Linked DNA regions of Mus musculus: region 2 is linked to region 1. A link is a contact called in ENCODE POLR2A ChIA-PET data. All regions are on one chromosome and are shown on one strand. The core of a region is the stretch at or near the end of the contact, and the rest is flanking DNA. Distances in the headings are between cores, read along the strand shown.

The links. ChIA-PET counts read pairs that join two places held with the same protein, here RNA polymerase II (POLR2A).
Region 2: POLR2A ChIA-PET joins it to region 1 with 11 read pairs in embryonic stem cell. The contact joins the promoter of Rab40b here to the promoter of Tex19.1 in region 1. POLR2A ChIA-PET finds 5 or more read pairs at or near these places in 3 of 5 experiments (Patski and embryonic stem cell).

The regions. Positions count from the first base shown.
Region 1 is chr11:121,141,753-121,149,295 of GRCm38, forward strand. Tex19.1 (testis expressed gene 19.1) reads left to right here and starts at 4,391. Exons shown (of 3, transcript NM_028602.3): 1 at 4,391-4,470; 2 at 4,776-4,849; 3 at 4,977-6,562. The coding sequence starts at 5,066. The coding sequence ends at 6,121.
Region 2 is chr11:121,383,718-121,391,260 of GRCm38, forward strand. It overlaps Rab40b (Rab40B, member RAS oncogene family), which reads right to left and starts at 4,534. Exons shown (of 6, transcript NM_139147.3): 1 at 4,281-4,534. The coding sequence starts at 4,425. Mir7236 (microRNA 7236) reads right to left here and starts at 3,487; the gene lies at 3,428-3,487.

The sequences.
Region 1 (7,543 bases), core at 3,141-5,640:
GAGGCAGTTTCCTCTGGTCAGTCTCACAGCATCCTGACCTTGAACTTGCATCCAGCGGAGCTGTGAAAAAAAAAAAATGCATATCTGTCCTTTAGGCTGCCAAGCCTTGATATTTTATTCTTACAGCCAGGCAGACTAAGGACAAGAAGTCAGTTAACAAAGGTATCTAAGAATGAGGGCCTGAGCCGGGCGTGGTGGCTCGCGCCTTTAATCCCAGCACTCGGGAGGCAGAGGCAGGCGGATTTCTGAGTTCAAGGCCAGCCTGGTCTACAAGGTGAGTTCCAGGACAGCCAGGACTATACAGAGAAACCCTGTCTCAAAAAACCAAAAAAAAAAAAAAAAAAAAAAAAATGAGAGTCTGGGGTCCAGTTTAGCTGGTTAGCTGGTAGAGTGTTTGTCTAGTGTGCACAATGCCCTGAGTCCATCTCCAGCACTAGGTAACTGGCCATGGTGCTGTGTGTTTATAATACTTCAAGAGAGGGAGATGAGGGAATCAGGAATGGAAGGTCTACATAGTGTATGGAAGCCAGCCTAGGATACATAAGAGTTTATCAAAAAAAAAAAAAATCTAAGAATGAATACAGTATAGAGAAAATTAACAGGCTGGAGAGATGGCTCAGAGGGTAAGAGCACTGACTGCTCTCCAAAGGTCCTGAGTTCAAATCCCAGCAACCACATGGTGGCTCAAAACCATCCATAATGAGATCTGATGCCCTCTTCTGGTGTGTCTGAAAACAGCCACACTGTGCTTACATGTAATGAATAAATAAATAAAAGAAAGAAAGAAAAAAGAAAATGAACACTGTGAACTTGAACTTAGGGTGCCAACACAGATATTGGAGATCAGTCTCTCCCTGAAGAAGTGGGCAAGGGTGTTAGACAGTGTCAAACAAAAGCAAACAACAAAACCCCGACTGTCAGTGTTACTGACAGACTTGTCACATCCTTCACTGTTGGGTTGGAGGTGGAAACCAAGAAAACTTTAGAGACAGGAGCTTAAAAGTGAAAGCTTTATTTTCTGAGCGCTCAAGAAGGTGGCCAGTTCCAGATCTGAGCTGAGTCCCGGGAGGGAGATTGTACAATATTTTTAAAGGATGGAAACACAAATCGAGGGGGGATCTGGGATAAACAAGAGGTACCCGTGGGGGCTGGGTCATATCCAGTGCACCTGGCTTCAAGGTCCTTAATCCTTAATCATTAATTAGAATATTACAGGCAACTGTTTATATATTCTTACAACTTAGGCACCTTGGTTTAGATAACAGCAATTTCTATATTTTTTTTTACCAGTTAATACACAATTAAGAAAACATTTGGAGACATGGAATAGGTCTTCCTTCCTCAGCCTGGGAACACGAACTTGTTTAACCCTGCCAGCAAGATGGAGAAGTTGTCCTAGAGACTGCTGGACTCAGACAACTGTTTGCAACAGAACTGCTCAGCTATAGGGACTCCAGAGCCTGGGACCTTGAGTTTGTTCTCCCTGTGAGTCTGGAAGCAGAATGGTAGTATGTAGAATAAGTTTCCTCTGCTTGTTCCAAACAATGTTCATTTTCCTGTAAATAAATGAATATGCTGGGGGCAGGGTGGGCAGTTTCACTCCCTAATTGGCAGCTACTGGATTCTGGCTGCTTTGAGCAAAAGGGCTGTCAGTCAACTAGATAACCAAGCCACCCTTATGACAGAATAAATACCTTGAAAAGTCAATGCGATGAGTCATAGCTGGTAGCCTCACTCCCCAAGATGCAGCTTTAGCAAGGACTTTCCAACCATTGCATAGGAGGCGTGCTGCGATTGGTAGACTCATAAACCTTTGTTAGCACGTGAGGAGAGCTGTGATCAGTCCAAACACCCCTCCTCTAGCTAGACAAACAGGTTGCTCAAGCTTATGTAATGAGTTAGCTGGGGATACCCTGCTGTTTGCCTTTTTAAAATTGCAGTATTGGAATAATGGGATGAACAAAACCTCTGTCTCTCTTTTTTTCTCTCTCTCTCTTGCTCCTTTCTGAGATTGGGTCTTGCCATGTTGTCTTTGTTGACCTGAAACTAGCAATGTCGCAATGTAGATGAGACTTGGCTCAAAGTAACAGACCTGACTCCCAAGTTCTGGGACGAAAGGCATGAACAGCTACATGCAGCTACATCCAGCTCTCTCTGGTTTTTAAGCTTTATTTGTTGTATATGTGTGCTTTGTATGTTCGAGTGCTTGTGTGTGTGTTCATACTTACGTGGCCTCGGGTGTCTTCATTATTCTCCATGTTCTGTTCTGAGACACAGTCTCTCTGTGAACATGGTCCTTGCTGATTCAGGCAGACACGAAGCCCAGAGATCCTCTGCCTCTGCCCCCAACCCCATCCCAGGGATTACAAGCACTTGTCACCACACTTAATTTTGGTTTTGTTTGTTTTTTTTGCTGTTTGTCTGGTTTTTGTTTTGCATGGGTGCTTGGGACCGATGCCTGAAGAGCAAATGCTTTGCCGACTGAGCTCTCTCCCCAGCTTTTTCAAAGCCTCTTGAAAGTGATCCTTATTTTAAAATTCAACTTTCAGCAGTGTGGGCCAAGCTGGTAACAGAAAGAAGGCAGTGAAGAAGCTGTGGGAAGCCGGCAGTGGTAGATTAACTTATTGTTGCTGCTGTGAGAAAATATGACCAAAGTCACTTGCAGAAGAAAAATTCTCTTTTGGCTAATGGTTCCAGATGGATAGACCTTAATGGCAGAAGAGGCAACAGGGGGTCAGGACAGGAAGGTGAGAGATGACTTCTGTAACCACAAACATGGAGATGAGAGAAGATCGGAGGTAGGTGAGACTATGAACTCTCAAAAGCTAATCACAGGGGCACATCTGTCAGCCGACCCCACCTAAAGGTCCCCAAAGCAGCCCCACTGACAGAGAAGCAAGTGTTAAAATATCCAGTCCTATGGGGATGGGGGACACATCTCAACACCACGAATGTTGACAATTGGACACTAAGGTCAAAAGGCAAGAGTCAGGAGAGACATCTGGCTAGTTACAGCTGAGGAGGAGACAGCTGAGTAGGTCAAGAGCACACAGAAACAAGGCTGAAGGTGAGGGTGGAGGGTAATGTGGGATAAAGGATAGAAGACTACACAGGGCCAGTGAAGACTTCCGGGTAACTGCCAAGATCGCAACTCCACATAGCAGCTTTACTTATAAAAATCCCAGAGAGCAATGAGATACTCTTTATAAGGTGAGTGGTTAAAGGGATATATTCTTTTAATGGAGTATTACTGAACTCTGAAGTGAAACTTGCTTCCTGCTGTCCCAGAGCACCCAGGAAACCAAGCTTCATGATCCTAAGGAAGGAAACCATGGTAGTTTCTGGATGCTTGAGGCCAGACGTGACCTTCTGGACAGGGCAAAATGGTTGCAGAAGTCGAGTCCAGGGTCTGGGGAGAGCAGGGCCCTGAGGGCAGCCCCGAGGGCCTGTAGAAAGAGTGAAACTGGCCCTGTGATGACAGAGGAACGTTGCTACACCAGTATATCCAACCTGGTGGGATGTGCAGAGTGGACTGCGATGCTGCTCACTGATTTTAACAAATATATCTGTATGCTCCAAGGCTGAATTGGAGGGTGGAATACCTTCTATTTTCTGCTTGGTTTTTCTCTGAGTCCCAAACTCCTTTAAGGATAAACTCTTCAAAGAATTATTTTGGGTTTTGTTTTTTGTTGTTGTTTGTTTTTGTAAGATTTGCCTCTGCCTCCCAATTGCTGGGATTAAAGGCATGTGCCACTGCCTGGCTAAGATTTATTTATTTATTTTAAGAGTACTCTGTTGCTCTCTTCAGAGACACCAGAATAGGGCATCGGATCCCATTACAGATGGTTGTGAGCTATCAGGTGATTGCTGCGAATGAACTCGACCTTTGGAAGTGCAGTCAGTGCTCTTAACCCCTGAACCATCTCTCCAGCCCCTACAAAGAATTTCTTTAAAGAGTCTGTTTAAGAACAAAAAGACCCATAGACAGGCAACTGTGCTTAGGCTGCAGTTGAGAACTGAGCGAGCAGTTTCCCAAGTGTTAAAGAACTTTTTACTAAAGAGACAGGGAAGAAGGAATCGACTTTTCCAAACAAGATGTGCCGCGGGCCCAACTCTGAGCCCGGGCCTTCGAGTCCCTCGAAGGCACAGGGATGGGGACATCGGGCACCGCTAGAGCACACAGGAAGCACACAGGGCACTCAGGTGGCGCAAGGGAGCAGCGCATGCGCGCTGTAGGGGGCGCCAGGCCGCATGTGCGCCTTCAGAGCCAGAGTGACTCAGGGCCAGAGTGACTCAGCACCTTCGCTTCCTGCTGCTTTGGGACCTCATGGGAGATATGTAAATGAGCTGGAGCATCGCGGGACTTGGCCCTTTATAAGGCCGCGTTCGTCCTCCCTGGTGTTCAGTGCTTAGCGAGGAGAGCCTGGCTCTGGAGTCCATTAGCTGGCACCTGGGCGCTCAGTCAGGGAGGTAAGGATGGAAAGGGACTGGGCCGGGGGCTGAGCCGGGCTGGGTGCGGTGGGCCTGGGTCGGGTGGGAGCACGGTGGGCAGAGAGGAGATCCTCCTGGCGTAGGCTTCCCGGCCTCTTTGGTTGGTAGCCGGGCGCAAGTGTGAGGTCGGGGCCTTGAGCCCTGAGGACACCTCTGATGTCACCCCAGCCTGTCCAGAGTGAACAGGGAACCCCGGGGGCCAGAGCCCCAACACCCTCTCCTCAGGGGAGCCCTGCAGCGGGCCCAGCAGGGTGAGCCAAACCTCATTTTCTCTGTCTTTCTAGCTCCCCATATATTGGAGCAAGTGTGAAGCTGAAGAAGTTTCTGGAAGCTCAAGCCTGTCTACTTCTTCAGAGAGGTATTCATTGAATTCTCACCCAGTTCTGGTACCACTGCCCCGTGTCCTGGAGCCCCAAAGCCCCTAGACCTACTGTGCCCTGTTTTCTCCCGTTTCTCTCATTCTCGCCTTTCCCACTTATTTCTAGCCTCTGTGGTTCTGTTGACCTGACCTCCTCAGTCCATCGAGCAAGTCTGAATCTGTGTGTCCGCTTAGCTGCAGACAGACTTCTTGACCATGTGTCCCCCAGTCAGCGTTCGCCATGGGGCCAGGGGCATGTCCTGCCTCTATGAGGCATGGCTGTACCATCTTGTCCATGGGGAACAGACGAAGATCTGCTTTGCTTGCTTCAAGGCAGCTTTCCTATTGAATAAACTCTACCTGGAGATGGGAGACTGGCAAGAGGAGGAAGAGGAAGAGGAAGAGGAAGATGCTGATCTCCTGGAATACTTGTCAGAGTCAGAGTCAGAGTCTGAGCAGGAGCCAGGGCCTGAGCAGGATGCATGGCGGGGATTGGGGTCCCTTTATGTGCCACAGAGTGTCTCTGAAGGGTCTGGGGTCCTGCTGCCAACCCCTGTGTGGACACAGGGCATACTATTCTCCATTTTTGTGCCCACTGAGCTCTTTCCTCAGGAAGCTGTACCCCTGGATCTGGGTCCTGAGGATGCTGAGTGGACCCAGGCCCTTCCCTGGAGACTTGATGGGCTTTTTCCCTGCTCGCACCAGCTCATCCCTCCTCTGACTTGGTGGGATATTTTTGATGTGATGCCATCTCCTGGGCAACCTGTGTTGTTGGAGTTGAGATGCCACTGGCCCTTGGACCAGACAGTAGCACAATCCTGGTTGCAAGACCAGAAGTTTGTCCTCCTGTTGGATAGCGTCCAATCTAGGTGCCACCTGCTGTCAATGCGTGTCCGCTGGGTCGTAAGGACTCAGGTCCAGCACTGGCAGGTGTTGCTGGACCCTGGTGAGATGTGGGTGGCCCATTTTCGGAAAGAAGTTGGGCAGCACGGCCTGTACCATCAGAGCCTGAATCCCTGGAGGCTGAGCATCCTGACAGCTTCAGAATTAGGGATGGAGTTATTGCCTGCCACCTGCTACCTGTGGAATAAAGGCTTCTGGGTAGGTTCCTTCTTGCCCTGGCACATTAACATGCCAGAGACCTGGAGCTGGGAGCCAGGAGAGAGGCTGTTTATCACAGATGCTACTATTTGTGGTACTGACTACCACCTTGCTCAGTCTTTCCTTGATTCCCACCCCACCCCCCACCCCCTCCTGACCCTTACTCCCTGATGCACATTCCTGAGACACTAAAGCTCAGACATTCCCCAGGGCCCTGGGGACTGTGAAGAGCAAGAGGTTGCCTGTTCTGAGCAGCTCAGGGGAACAGTTGGTCCAGGACTTGAGGGGGCATCTTGAACATCCTGTGAGCTTATGAACCTCAGAGGGAAGTCTGGCATGTTCGTGTCAGTGTTCAGTGTTTGGTAGGTGAGGCCTAGCTGTATGTTTAGCTGTATGGAGTGTTGTGTGGTGGGTGTTATGGGGGCTCCGGTCACAGATCTACGTATGTATGGACTCTGAGGCACTAGTTGACCTTACTGTCATAGGGGTCATATGCTTACTGTCTTAGGGTCAAGATACCTGATTTTAGGGTTCACTGTTTTTGTTGTTTTACTTTGTTCGTTACTCGTGCTCCTTTTGAGGGCTTTTGTTGAATAAAGTTGGTGTTTTAAATTTTATTGTTTTATGTGTATGGTTTTGCCTCTACAGTACCGGCTTCACACCTGATACTTGCAGCAGCCAGTAGAGGGCATCAGACCTCCTGAAGCCAAAGTTACTGACAGTTTTGAACCACCATATGGGTGCTGGAAATTGAGTGTGGCTCCTCTAGGAGAGTAACCAGTGCTTTTAGCTGCAGAGCCATCTTTGTAGCCTCAGTTTTCAGTGTTTATTGGAGGCCTTGTGCAGTTTTCCTGAGTGGGTCTTGGTGGAGTAACCTCCCCAACTTCTGGGCTCGGGCTTGTGGGATGGTATCCCACAGAGCTGGGAACATGGTACAGTGGGTTTTGCCCTTTCCTGAGTCCTGTGGGGAGTTTGTAGTATGTCCTGTGACAGTCTACATAACCAGCAAGTGCTCAAGGGTTTAAAATGAGAAAGAGCCCTGTGTAGAAGTTGTATGTCGTCATCTAGTTGACGTAAGTATGTGCCCTAGAAGTTGGAAGGGATCTGTGGACCAATCCATGTGTCAGATCTACTACTATGAGCCAGAGTCACACCTCAGCACTTGCATAACCTGCACAGATGGTAGGAAACAAAGGCCCATGTGTCTCGTCAGTGGACACTGAGTGGCCCATCTAGAAATATCTCTGCCGTTCTGTGGGTGTCCCTGGCTGGGATCACCTTCCGGTGATTTAAGTTGTTCAGTTGATAAAGACCCACGGGTCCCAATCCTGGGGTCATCTTGCTGGTCAGTTAACCATATGATAGGATCTGATTATAGGTTTTTTTAGTTTTTTGTTTTGATACAAGATCTTACTATGTAATCCAGGCTAGCCTCCTGCATCACACTACTGAACACAGGGATTTCAGGTATTTGTCATACCCTCACCTCACTTACTTAACTTTGAGTGTCATTTTTTTTTCATATGTCTTCCAGAGGTGTCTTAGTCACTTAGGGTTCTGATGCTCATTCCTGGAGCGATGGCACCACAGTGC
Region 2 (7,543 bases), core at 3,284-5,783, 240 kb after region 1:
ACCAGGAGGATCAGCAAGCCATAGTACGGCCAGCCATGCAAGGGACTTACAGACAAAGAGAACAAACAGCCCTGGCCACATACACAGGGCAAGAGCCTCCCATGCACAGAGGAGCAGGAGAGGCCCTCAGAGAGCATTCTCTTTTCCACAGGGTAAATTCAGGCAAGAGAGATCTATTCCGTCAAAATCCAGGAGTGTGACCATGCTGAGGGTATGCTGTGGCTGGCAGAGGGAACATGGGCTTCAGGAGCCTGGCAGTGTCATGTCTTAGTCTGGACTCTGATGACATGATATGCTAGGTTTGTGGAAATCCATTGAACTATGTAATAACAGAATGTGCACCATTCTATACATATGTTTCACCTCAAAAAGTTAAGAGGAAAGAAAACATGACAAAGGACCCAAGGAACAACAACAACAAAAGAGTCCACTCTGGCCACTTTGACAACACAGCAACTTAACAGAACATTAAGTCAGAAAAGTATGAATTCAAAGAGGATTTGTTTTGGAGCATTTCTTCTTTTCTGGTTTTTGAAAATACTTTATTTTATCTACATGTATGTCTGTGTGAAAGTGTCAGATCTTGGAGTTACAAACAGTTGTGAGCTGCCATGTGGGTGCTGGGAATTGAACTCAGGTCCTCTGGATGAATAGTCAGCGCTCTCAAGCACTAAGCTATCTCCCTCTCCCCCGTTTTTCCTTTATTTTACTCATTTATTTTTACTTTCTGTTTATGAATGGTTTGTCTGCATGCATGTATGTGCAGCATGTACATGTATGATGCTTACAGAGGCCAGAAGAAGGCACCAGGTTCCCTGGAACTAAAGTTATAGGCGGTTGTGAGTTCCAGCACCAAGTGGATGCTGGAAATAGAAGCCAGGTCCTCTGAAGAGCTTCAAGTGCTCTTTACTGAATCATCTCTCCAGTACCTTAGGAGATTTATAATAAAATGTAAAAACTAAAGCTAGGAGGTTGAAGAGATGGCTCAGTGGTTAAAAACATTGTCTGTTCTTCCAGAGGTCCATCCAGAGTTCAATTCCCAGCAACCACATGGTAGCTCACAATCATCTGTAATGGGATCTGATGCCCTCTTCGTATGTGTTTGAAGACAGCTACTGTGTACTCATATGCATAAAATAAATAAATAAATCTTTAAAAAAACTAAATCAAAAGAAAGAAAAAAATTGAAACGACATCATTCCTGAATTAACAACTACAGAAACAGCTGTAAACAATTCACTAAAATCAAAATGCTCAACAAAGACAGACAAGACATTCATAGAAAGTCAGATGAAGGAGACAAAAAAAATAACTAAGGCAAGTAGAAAGTGGTGACCGCTCATGGAAAACACAGCATGATGTCCAGCATAAGCACAGGGCAGAACAGAAGACCTGTAGTCAGTGCTCATGTTGACTACATGATGTGTGAATGTTAGGGTACTTGGCAAGGAATCCTAACATTGCAATGGAATGAAAGGTGGTCATAGACAGCATTGACACAGAGATACTGTCTTAGATTGTCAACACGAACAAAAAATTATCCCTGTGTCCTCTGAAGTGAAAAAAAAAGTAGGCGGGGTGGGGGGGCTAGAGAGATGGCTCAGTGGATAAGAGCACTGACTGCTCTTCCAAAGGTCATGAGTTCAATTTCCAGCAACCACATGGTGGCCCACAACCATCTGTAAAGAGATCTGATGCCCTTTTCTGGTGTGTCTGGAAACAGCTACAGTGTACTCATATACATAAAATAAATCTTCAAAAAAAAAAAAAAGTAGGCAGGAGAGTTCATGTTAGAGAGAAGGCCTGAGAAAGATCACAGGCCAATGTCTCTGAAGACCAAGAAAGGGGCCAAGAACCCCAGAGTGCAGGAAGGTTCTGAAAGCTGAAAAAGATAAGAAGACATTTTCCCTGTGCTCCATGTAGAAATGTTCTACTGATGCCAAACTGCGTAGAGGATAAACTCTTGCTGCTTTAAGCCAGCTTGTAGTCATTTTTCGTAACAGCAAATGAGAAATCAACACAAAAGCAATGGGAGATATTTTACGGACACAAATCAAATTCCTCTGAAATTAAGAAAGGAATTTTTTTTATCTAGAATTCAAAATACACACATATCAAAAATTTTGAGTCATGGCCTGATTAAGCAAGGTAAGGCAAAGAAAAACGGTCTTCAAAAATTCCTAAAGAAAGGCAAATCTCCCATTTAGAAAATCAGTTGGCATGATGTTTTCACCATAACAACATCAGATACCAGAAAGACTGTGAACAAGTTACCAGGTATTGAGGGGAAAGAGCAGGACAGTCTAAGAACACTGTGTGCAGCCAAAGACAGACAACATAGTCTCAGCACAAGCAACTCAGAAGGTTTTAAACTCAGGAGTAGCTATAGTTAAGAGTTAGCCAACACTGAACTCATTTTTTTTTTTCTGAGACAGGGTTTCTCTGTGTAGCCCTGGCTGTCCTGGAACTCAATCTGTAGACCAGACTGGCCTTGAACTCAGAGATCCGCCTGCCTCTGCCTCCCGAGTGCTGGGATTAAAGGCGTGCTGCCACCAATGCCTGGCTCTGAATTCATTTAAATACTGCATGAATACTGAGCACCGGTATTAGATCTACAAAATGAAACTGAGCGTTCCAAACCTCTGAAGTATGGAAATTGCAAAGTGGGCTACAAAACCCGGACATGGAAGAAGAGAGTGGAGCATGAAACCGAGAGTGGAGCATGAAGCCGGGAAGACCGCATCTTCCACTGCCAGAGCACTGAGAGAGACACTCAGAGACTGAGAGAATGTCTTTATAACAAAATAATGACCCAAGCTTCATAACGTTTACCTCACCCCTACTTGTTTATTTTCCTGCTTTTTTTTTTATCTCCCCTCCCTAATTTACTCCCTCCCATTTTGTTTTGTTTTTTTTTCCCCAGACAGGGTCTCATACTGTAGCACAGACTGGCCTCAAACTCATGGCAATTCCCCACCCCCACCCCCCTGCTTCTTGAATGCTGGGATTACAGGTGTGAGCTGCCATACCTGGCTTGCTCTTCCCATGCTCTTTTCTTAGCCCTAAGAGAAATATGTAGTAAATCAAAAAGCCACAATGGCCACAACTACGGCATCAATTCTCCTCAATCTCTTAGACCATGTTGACAACAGAAAACAGACAAAAGCAACAGAAGTGCAGTGGGCCTTGCTCAAGCCAACCAGCAGCAAGTCTGCTCACATGTCATCCACATCTTTCTCTCTGCCCACATCAGTCATTTACTGTGGGACTCACGTCCCCTTTGGGGGCTTGTTAAACGTTTTACTCTTTTGCCTCTGCTGAAGCCTGGGTGTTTCATTGAGCACCAGGACCTGAAGACAGCCCTGTCTTCAGTCACGCCCTTGTTCTCGCAGTAATGCTGTCCAACAGAGCTTTGTCCTAAAGGAAAGGTCTAAATCTGTGCGGTCCAACCTGGTAGTTAAATGGCATTGGACCACACAGTTTTAGGGCCTTGCCTTGTGGCATTGCCAGGGGGCTGGAGATGCAGGAAGCAGTCTGCAAGCCCAAAGAACAGAGGGTGGCAGGCCTCAGGGCAGGGTCTGTATTAGAAAGGTGTGTTGAAACCCCCACAACAACACAATAGGCATTCACTGAAGTCTGTGCACAGCCACAGTCAAAGGGATGGATCACTACGTGACTATTCTTGGATGTTCTGCTCAGGATTCTGCCACTCTGTCTCCTTCCTCTGGGGTGCAAGATCTTAAACTTCAGGCTTCTAGGACACTCACTGCTCACTGCCCTGGAGCCTGAGACGCTCTGGTCTCACCCGTGTCCAGTCTCCTGGACTCCAGTCTCTTAGTTGGGTTCCTTCCTACACCCTAGCCAATTCTACAGGGTCACTTAGATTCCTCTTCCTCCTCTTGGAAGTCCTGTCCACTAGGACACAGAGCTTAGTGCTTGGAATCAAAGGCTGGAGTCTAGTCTTGCTACTCTCTGCTTGCAGTTCCACGCACCAAAAGGTCATAGCCTCAGAGACTGTGGTCTCAGACCTCAGCTCCGTGGACCGCTGTCTCTCTGCCCACGCCTCCTGTAATCCCACACACTTCTCCGAACACGTAGCTAGCACCTGCGATGTCCCTCGACGACCACCCTGAGCTGCTTTGCGGACTCCGTCCACAGAGCGCAGTCTTCCCCAGCATGCGGTTCCTAGCCCTGCCCAGCCGCTCCCGGGACCCACGCTGGAGAGGCCGCTCGCACCGACACCCCAGCGCTGCGCCTCCGGGTGCTGCAGCCGCGCTCACCCGCCGGGTGGCCGTAAGGAGACTCGGCTGCTCCGTCCTGCAAGCTGGCCAGGATCTCTCCCTTGCCCACGTCGCTGTCGCCCACCAACAGGAACTTAAGTAGAAAATCGTAGGCCCGCACCGGGCTGCCCAGGGAGCTCATCATGCCGGCCCAGCCACCCCGCCCATACCGGCCCAAGGCTGCGCGCAGGCGGCGGAGGGTCCCCGAGCGCCGCGGGCCCCTCGAACGCTCCACCGGTCGGGGGAGCTTGACAGCTGAAGAGCCCCGCCCACCTTACCTTGCCATTGGCGAGCCTCAGTTGCTGAGGTATATACACATGCTCATTGGTTAGCAAGCTCGCCCATCTATTTCTTTACGCCTCCGCACCACGCCCACCGCCTCTCCTGGGAGGACTTGTTGCCTAAGCCAATGGAGGTCCGAAGGCCGAGCCAGAAGAAACCGAAGGGGGGGGGAGAGGTTTGCTCCTGCAAACCAATGGAAGAATGGCATAGAGAGGAGGGGCGTGGTCAGTGTTTACTCCCTCCCCTGTATCAGTGCGTAACAGGAGTTGGCTCCAGATTGGTGTGGGAAGTGTTGAATCCCTGCCTGGAAACGAGAATTTGTCCCACAGCTCCACAGAGCTTTGAATGCTAGCGTGAGAGCTTAGCATGTTCATGTGTTCATGTAGGCATCAGATGTAACTAAAGTTACAGGTAGTTGTGAGTTTCAGCACCAAGTGGACACATGGACAAGTGCACCTCTAAAGGTGTCTGCTAGTGGGTGCCTCGAGGTCTCCACGGGTTTCTGTCCATGCATGTCAGTGTGAGTGTGTGTGTGTGTGTGTGCATCGTGTGCCTGTGAGGTTGTTGTCAGAGAGCACATGACGGGGACCTGTCTGTCTCTGATCTCTTTTACCCCAAGGGAGCAGTGAATCTGCTCTCTGTTCAGGAGCACCTCACCAGTGGGAACTAAGTTATTTAGAGTAATCATAGTTTAGCATCCCCGCTACCTACATCTTTATACAACCTGAAGTGGAAGCACCTCTTGCAATCGTGCCTCCTCTCTGTTAAGAAGGATACATTTCCGGATGGAAAAGAAAAAGCAGTGGATGAAAATTACGAAAGCATTTGTGAACATTGTTCTAAGCGCCACAGCTGTGCTGTGATTCAGGACAAGGCCGGTTTGGCTCAGAACAGGCTGGTCTTGGAGCAAGGTGACCGCTGCCTCCCTGCAGGAACACTATCCTTTCAAAGAGTTGACTATAATAAGCTCTAATTACAAGATATGGCTGCCAGTCTAGAATAGGTAATTGAGATAGGGTTTTTCGAGACAGGGTTTCCCTGAGTAGCCCTTTCTGTCCTGAAACTGGCTTTGTAGATCAGGCTGGTCTTGAGATCTGCCTGCCTCTGCCTCCTGAGTGTGGTATTAAAGACATCGGCCACCACTACCCAGCTAGAATGGATGGTCTCGCTGAGCCATTTTTGACTCAGAATACTATCTTTGACTCAAGATTACACTGTTGCTAACCAAGAATACCTGAGCTGTAATTATTTCAGAGGACCATGACATGGCAACAATCGCCCACACAGAAAAACCTTCCTTAGAGAGAGCGCTTTAGAATGTCTGAGTCCAGACAGCCTTTCCCTATTGATTTGCCAACTAAAGCTGCACTAGAGTGTATTAGATAAATTCTACTTTTGCCTTTTTCTGTCACAACTCATATCTCACCAGCCTATCATTGTCATCCATGTGGGATGACAGCATTTGAGGTAAGAGTTTAGCCAGTGTGATGGCTTGCCTGTAATCCTGTGATTGGTAATCTCCTCAACGTGGTAGGATCTGAAATCACCTAAGAATCACACTCCTTGGCATGTCTGTGAGGGTGTTTCCAGAGAGCATTGAGGGAGAAAAGATTAAGTAGCTGCCATCTTACATGAAGATGTACAGACATTAAGAGGTACAAGGAGAAGCAGTATCAACTGACTGCCTTTCTTTCATCTCAACTGTATACATTGTTGCCATAGCCACCTCCACTGCTATCCATCACACTCCAGCTTCCTGTGAGGACTGAATACTGGTAGCTTTCTAGGAATCTTCCAGGTCTTCAGCATTAGACCTGAAGCTGGGTCATCTTGCTTACTGGGGTATTAGGTTCTCAGCCTTTCCATCATGCAAGCTCTATTGTGTAAGTCAGTCTTATAAATCACTCTTTATTTTACACACACACACACACACACACACACACACACCCTCCTCCCCCACACCACAATTAGTTTTGTTCCTCTGAGAATCAGGCTTAATACAAATCCCTACAGTAAGGAGGCTGAGGCAGGAGTATTGTGCATTGGAGGCTAGCCTGGGTTAACTAATGGCTTTGAAGCCAACCAGGACTACACAATGTGACTCTGTGTTAACAAAACAAAACCAACCCCAACACACAAGAATTGTACTTTTGCTACTTGCATCCATCCTGGCTTTATTTTTAATTATTATTTCCAAATATATGTGTCCGTATGTCTGTGTGAATGTACACTGTTGTGTATGTAGATGTCCACAGAAATCTGAAGTGGTCAGATCTCTTGGTGATGGAGTTACAGGTGGTTGTGAGTCACCTGATGGGGTACTGTGAACGAAACTTGGGTTCTCTAGAAGAGCAGCATGCACTCTTAAATGATGAACCATGTCTACAGCCCCCAATTTGCACTTCAAAATGTTCACTTTGGATTACCAGTTTATTTTTCAAAACTTATTAGTTACTGACTGCCTGATTGAGGTGCTGGTGAAACCACTATTTAAAAAAAGAAGAGAGGCCTGGGTTGCAGCTTAGTTAGTAAAGAGTTTGCCTATGGTTGTGGTTTGAATAAGAATGCCCTCATAGTCTCGTGTATTTGAATGCTTAGTCACCAAGGAATGGTACTATCTGAGAAGGATTAGGAGGTGTGGACTTGTTGGAGGAAGTGTGTCACTGGGGATGGGCTTGGAGGCTTCAAAGCCACAGCCAGCTTAGTGTTATGTCTCTCCCTGTGTCTGCCTGTGGATCAAGAGATAAAGCTCTCAACTACTCCTCCAGTGTTACCATACTTCCTGTCACAATGATAGTAGACTAAGCCTCTGAAACTGTAAGCAAGTCCCCAGTTAAACGCTTTCTTTTATAAGAGTTGCCTTGGTCGTGGTGTCTCTTCACAGAAATAGAGCAGTGGCTTGCACCCCCTACACACAAAGTCATGGACTTGATCCCGAGCACTCAATAAACTGGGCACTGTGGTACATGCCTGTAATCCTA